Regions from separate parts of the Homo sapiens genome. Here region 1 is linked to region 2. A link is a loop called in an ENCODE intact Hi-C map of the cell type or tissue named here. Cell type or tissue: sigmoid colon. All regions are shown on one strand. Links, peaks and the distances in the headings refer to the core of each region. The heading gives the core; the rest is flanking DNA. Region 1 overlaps TNPO1-DT (TNPO1 divergent transcript). Region 2 overlaps TNPO1-DT (TNPO1 divergent transcript).

The links. Hi-C counts contacts between places; a loop is a spot of excess contacts. Peaks named below come from ENCODE experiments on the same cell type or tissue, not always from the same donor. Only the 100,000 strongest peaks of a DNase experiment are listed, where the experiment ranks them.
Region 1: a loop joins it to region 2, with 2.4 times the contacts of the local background. A loop is called at or near these places in 3 of 110 quality-filtered maps.

The regions. Positions count from the first base shown.
Region 1 is chr5:72,690,910-72,693,826 of GRCh38, reverse strand. All of the region lies in intron 5 of TNPO1-DT (TNPO1 divergent transcript), which reads left to right. Among named protein-coding and RNA genes, the nearest start is that of TNPO1-DT, 120 kb to the left of the region's middle. In sigmoid colon, for the core only: no CTCF peak of the experiment used is centred there; no DNase peak of the experiment used is centred there.
Region 2 is chr5:72,623,435-72,626,351 of GRCh38, reverse strand. All of the region lies in intron 7 of TNPO1-DT (TNPO1 divergent transcript), which reads left to right. Among named protein-coding and RNA genes, the nearest start is that of ZNF366, 120 kb to the right of the region's middle. In sigmoid colon, for the core only: no CTCF peak of the experiment used is centred there; a DNase peak (open chromatin) is centred at 1,221; H3K27ac peaks cover 315 bases.

The sequences.
Region 1 (2,917 bases), core at 274-2,773, 67 kb before region 2:
TGCAATTACGTAACTGTGTTTCTATTTTCTGTTGGAAATTTTAGAGAAGATTATCAAGGTTATCTGTGCTCAATGTGTGCATCTCAGATCAGCAGCATCAGCATCACCTGGGAGCTTGTTAGAGCTGGAGACTCTCAGGCTCCACGGCAGACTTCCTGAATCAGAAGCTACAATTTAACAGGATCCTCGGGTGATCTGAAAATGCAATAAAGTTTGGGAAGCACTGCTGTTGGTCATTAGACAATCTAATGAACTAAGACTTTTGCCGAGCATCTGGTAGGTGGAGGGGGTCCATCATACAATTCTGAATGGCAGTCATTTAGATAAGTACAAGTTGGCTAAGGTGGGAATAAAATGTTTGCTCAAATGATCTGTTAATTTTTGTAAAAAGAAGAAAGGGCAATAATACCTGAAGTTATTGAATTGTAATACCCGAGGGTATTAAAATGAAGAAAGGCAGTGTCTGATGGCTGTGTGTCAGGGGAGTCATGCCCTATTGCATAATTAGGAGTGTATTGTTTCTGTTCTCTGCTTTTACAGTCAGATAAACATTGAACAGACATCACATCTGTTTAGTGATTCAGGAGTTGGACTTTCGAGGGGGAAAGTTATCTAATTATAATGTCACTAAACGTGTGCTAATTTCACAACACTCATTTTTCGGTCTTCTATGGAGAGTGAGATTAGGAAACATCCAGAAAGGGCAAGTCAGGTCTGTAGAATGAAGTCAGCAATCATTGGTTAATTTAAACAAAACAGCCACCCAGCCCAACCCATACACAATCATCCTGTTGCCTTCTGCAGACACTTTCTCTGTTGGAGCTGATATCCGAGGACATTTATCCTCTCTTTCCCAGGCTTAAAGCACAGGTGGATTTAAAGCTCTCTTTCGTATGGTTTGTCACGAAGTAACAGTAACTGATAGATGGTGTCTCCACTCTGGATATAGAGCGAGCTAATGAGCTTTGACAATGACCACTGGTTAAAGACCCAGGACTGATGAGTGCGCTAGTGACTCTAGTGACCCCAGCCTACTGATTTTTATTGACAGCCTGTTGACATAACTAAGAGTTTGTGATTTAAGCTTTTTTAAGCCCTTAAATAAAATAAAAATAAGGTCTTTCTAATAGTACTTCTTTGTAATTTGTCTTAATTAAACATACCACCTTTTTTGGAAGCACTCTGTTTTTTAGTTATTTGCAAAATGGCTTTGTCTAAAGAGAAGTGTGTGTGCGGGTGTGTGTGTGTGTGTGTATTTTTTACCATCCTGCCTCCTGCTATGGCAAAACTCAGCAACATATGAAACCCGAGAGCTGTAATTGATTTTTCCATTTCTATGTTCTTGGGAGATGGAAGTAAAAGGGTTACATCAGAATCTTTCTAGAAACATTCTGCTCTAAATCAAACTCTGCTGGTGAGTAATCGTTGTTGCCTTGGTGAGCTTTATTGCCATTTGCTGATGCAGCTTGCTGTAGCCAAACTACCACAAGGGACGTATAATGGGAGCCCTGTATTCAAGCCCTTCTTGGAAGAAATCTATAAAAGAGCAGAGATGTGAACCTAGCAATAAATCCTAGAGGCATTTGTGCTGGAGCCATGAAATGATACCAATAACTCCTTAGTAACATATTAAAGGGACAATAAAGGGAACTCGCCAGGGAATTTTATGTATTAAGGCTATTTTTAATTGAAACTCATCAAAGAGACAACAGAGCATGAGACAGCAGCTGTTTCCCCATTGCTTTTCATTCATTTTAGATTTTATTGTGAACTCTACTTTTATCTTGCCACTTAACTAACAGCTCATTATTTAAAACAGCCTCAAAGATTGGTCAACGCTACTCAAGAGCCCCTAAGTGGGTTCATCAACCTATAAGCTCCACACTTGTTCTCACCCTTTCAGAGCTGCTTTCTGTGATCTCATCTAGACGTCCTCAATAAGTCAGTTAAGTAATCGGCCAGTCAGTTTAGGTTGAGTTGGTGCCTACTATGTGTCTAGTAGTATGCTAAGTGTCACAGAGAATATGAGGAAAGAGAGATCACTGCTCCTCAAGGGGCTCAGAGCTTATTTAGAGGTGCTCAGAATAAAACAAGGGGGCCAGGAGAATAATGCAAAGTAGAGTTAAATGCTAAACCGTTTAAGGAGTGGGGATCTCAGGGTGGTGGGAATAATGAGGGAGGGTTTCTTGGAAGAGGAGGACCCGAGATGGGCTCTGAACAGGAGGCAGAGAGTAAGGGCAAGTGGGAGGTGTTGTAGGTGCAGACAGGGCTGTCTGAAGCATGAGCTTTATGTTAGAGACCGGTGGGAAAACTTGGATGAATTAGGGGTGGGATGTAGGGTAAAGAAGATGATATAGGAGGACTTCACTTGGAGAAGACCAAACTGGAGCCAGAGAGGTAAAACTGTGGTGCCTCCAAGGCGGGAGAAGATAAGGGAAGGGGAAGGGGAAGCGGGTATAGTGGGGGAAGGAAGAGCCGAAGAGACATTGTAAAGGGCTTGAGGTCTCTTTCCCCCATTTTAGAAATTCCTTAGCTAACTTCCTTCCTACTCAATGTTTCTCAGAATGTGTTCTGTGAACCACCTACATTGAACTTGTTAAAAAGGCAGATTTTTGGCAGATTCCTTGGACCTACTAAATTAGAATCATTGGAAATACAGATCTTTAATAATTCCTATACATTTTACCCAGGAGGAAATGGAAGCTCAGGGAGGCTAAGTAATTTGCCCAATTATCACAAAGCTCAGAAAGTAGTGGAGCTGCGGCTTGCATCCAGCCTCCAAAGTTCATTCTGTTTCTATCCCAGTTGCCTCTCTGTTTACTCTATCTCTATGTTGTATGGAGAAACTAGGCTGGCCACATTTGTGTTGTGGCTTTCATGTGTTTATGTTTTTAAAAAAGTTTTTTCTTGTGTGCTG
Region 2 (2,917 bases), core at 268-2,767:
ATTGGTTAAGACAGACTTGGATTCAAAGGATTCTTCTTTTTGCAGGTTATGGTGAGGTTTTTTGGTGAAACAGAGGCTAGGGGCCTGTTGGCACACCCAACACCCTCTATTTTGTTGATCTAAACTCTTGATGGTCTTTTTGCAAAGTGCATTTCTGTATTGTCTTAAATTACTTGAACCAGTAAAATTTTCACTACTCTTCCTTTGCTCTCATGGTAAACCAAGCTCTTGATCCTCTCCATCAACATCAGTGAAATAAGAAAGCAAAGGACTAGAAGGGATTGGTTTCTCTGTGTAGTTCTGCCAGGCTTTGATTTGTAACTGGAAAATCACTGGCTCTGGGCTAACCTGAGTTTCTGCATCTTTTTTTTTTTTTTGACGGAGTCTTGCTCTGTTGCCCAGGCTGGAGTGCAGTGGTGTGATCTCGGCTCACTGCAACCTCCGCCTCCCAGGTTCAAGCAATTCTCCCACCTCTGCCTCCCGAGTAGCTGGGATTACAGGCATGCGCCACCATACCTGGCTAATTTTTGTATTTTTAGTAGAGACGGGGTTTGGTGAGTTTCTGCATCTTTATTTTTAACTTGGCAGTGCTTTCCTCACTCAACCTGTAGATATCTGTAGTAAATATAACTGTTGTCTGTAATGACACAATAAAGCAGGAGAGGTACACTTTGGATATGTAACCTGTATGTCTCATGAAGTGCTATGAATTGTCTGTTACCACACTTCATAATATCTTGCAATTTTAGTAGGTGAAAATATGTTAGCCTCTATTTGCTGACTAAGGCCTTGCCCCTACTATCTTACAATTGAGAATGTTAAAAATGTTCTCAGTTCAGCAGTTAATATACATTGAGTATCACATTCCAAGTATTAGATAAGGAGCTAAGCCTCTTTCTAAATTATAAAGGGGACAGGGGAAAAATGGGAGCCAACAAGCCATCTGTAGTACATGCCCCCAGCACAGTTCTGCAGAATTGAAGGCAAAAGTTGCCTGTGAAACCATGGTCAAGACAGCCATCTGGGAGGAAGGGGCTCTTGACCTTGGGGCCATCTCCGAGCATTTGCCTTGTGGCAAATGAAAGCTGAAGCATTGCTCTATTTTTCAATATGCCCAACTCACTCTAAGCCTGAGGATGATCACCATGCTGCATGAATTTTGTAACCAGCCTGTGAAATTTGGCTGCTGCCCCACGGCCAAATTTGAGAGTGGTTGCTGGGCCTGGTCCAGCCATAACCACCCTGGCTGTGGTTGTAAATCACTGGGAGGTTGTGAACGAGTGTCTGTAAAAGGCTGGTTGCTTGAAGCTCTTTTTCTTCTTGGAAACTGCAGAGAAGTAGATACCAATAGTTGAACATGCCCTGCTTTGGATGGAGCCCCGGCATCAGACCTCTCCTCCCTAGTCCAATCTCAGGCCCCATCCTCTTCTCTGTTTCTTTTTAGTGTGCCTGTCCCTGTCCCCCCAACCTAACAATGCTGCCTTGGTTTTTAAAGCACATAACATTCTTCCATGAATCAAGTCATTATAGTTGTTTTGAATTCCAGAGCATTTGATTGATGTGACTGTTTGTATAAGCAACATCCTCTTCTACTCCGAATAAATTTCCAGCCCCTCTTTGGGAAACTGACTCATAGCAGAGCTATGACACTGAAGTGCGAGGATTGGAGATGGAGAGTGCTGTCTCCAGTTAAATTGGAGATGGTGCTTAGAAATCATCATTTAAACCACCCCCCGCCCAAAAGGAAAAATAAACCTCCAGATGCACTGATCCTATTTCCTCAGGACTCTCAATTCAGGGTGGTATCATTGCCCTACAATGATCAGAACTCTTTTGTGTTTTGCTATATCAGTGGCAATCAGCATCATTAAAATTCATGACAGTGTAATTTTATATACTTTTAGAAATGATCTAGCAATGATCTAATAATTCAATGTATTAAAATGAATGCCAAAATTCAAGAAAAAATATCCAAGAGAAAAAACAAAGAGAAACAGACTGGTGGTATAAGAACCCAAAAATCATTAAAAAAAAGAAAGAAACACCTAAAACATTTTGGTTTGATTTTTACCTTGGGGTGAAGGCAACAATGCTGTCTGAAACTTTGAAAACCATTGGTAGAGAATTGAAATGAGACAAAACAAAATAATAAAGAACTGGAATAAAAATCTTCACCAAGTCTGTTACCCTGCACAAGAGCCAAATGTAACTTTGAAACCTGATGCCAATCCCAAGTGCTCAAAGTTACTGCCTTTGCTCTTTTTAATATGCTGGCTGATTATGGAGCTAATAATACATATAATTGAAAATCGCTGTTGGATCCTTTGAAGTTTGCTGCCATATAATATCCTACGGAAGAAAGGAAAAAAAAATTTAAACCCTTGGGGAGATTCTTCAAACAATGCTTTAAATATTCAGAATCAACAGTTAATGGTGTTAGACTTACCTCAAGAAGTTCATCATGATTAGAAAATATACTATTAAGTCAGAAAAGCACTCTAATAGTTTCTATCTCTAATAAATGTCACCAGGCAGTCATTGTCTGAATTACTTAATTTCTGCCTCACTCTGGCTCACATTAATATTTTATTTCTAGAAAAGTATGTGACCAGAACAAAGTGCCCAAATCAGTTCTTGTCAGCCAACTTCATCCATGACTTTGGAAGCGACGCTGCTAAGACAAAGTGGTTCTTTAGGAGAGACAATGTCATGCTGCCGAGGCTTTCATTTTAGGACAGGGTTTTGCAGTGAATTAATAGCCTCTGGAAATGGTGCAGAGCTACAATAACAGCTTTCTCGTTTTGATTATAAGGCAGAATGGTTTCTGGTTTTCTGTAATATTTGCATTGTGAATGGGATTCCGTTTTTTCTCATTTAGATGCAGTGATCAGGTGAGAGGAATCTAAGCCTGTTCCAT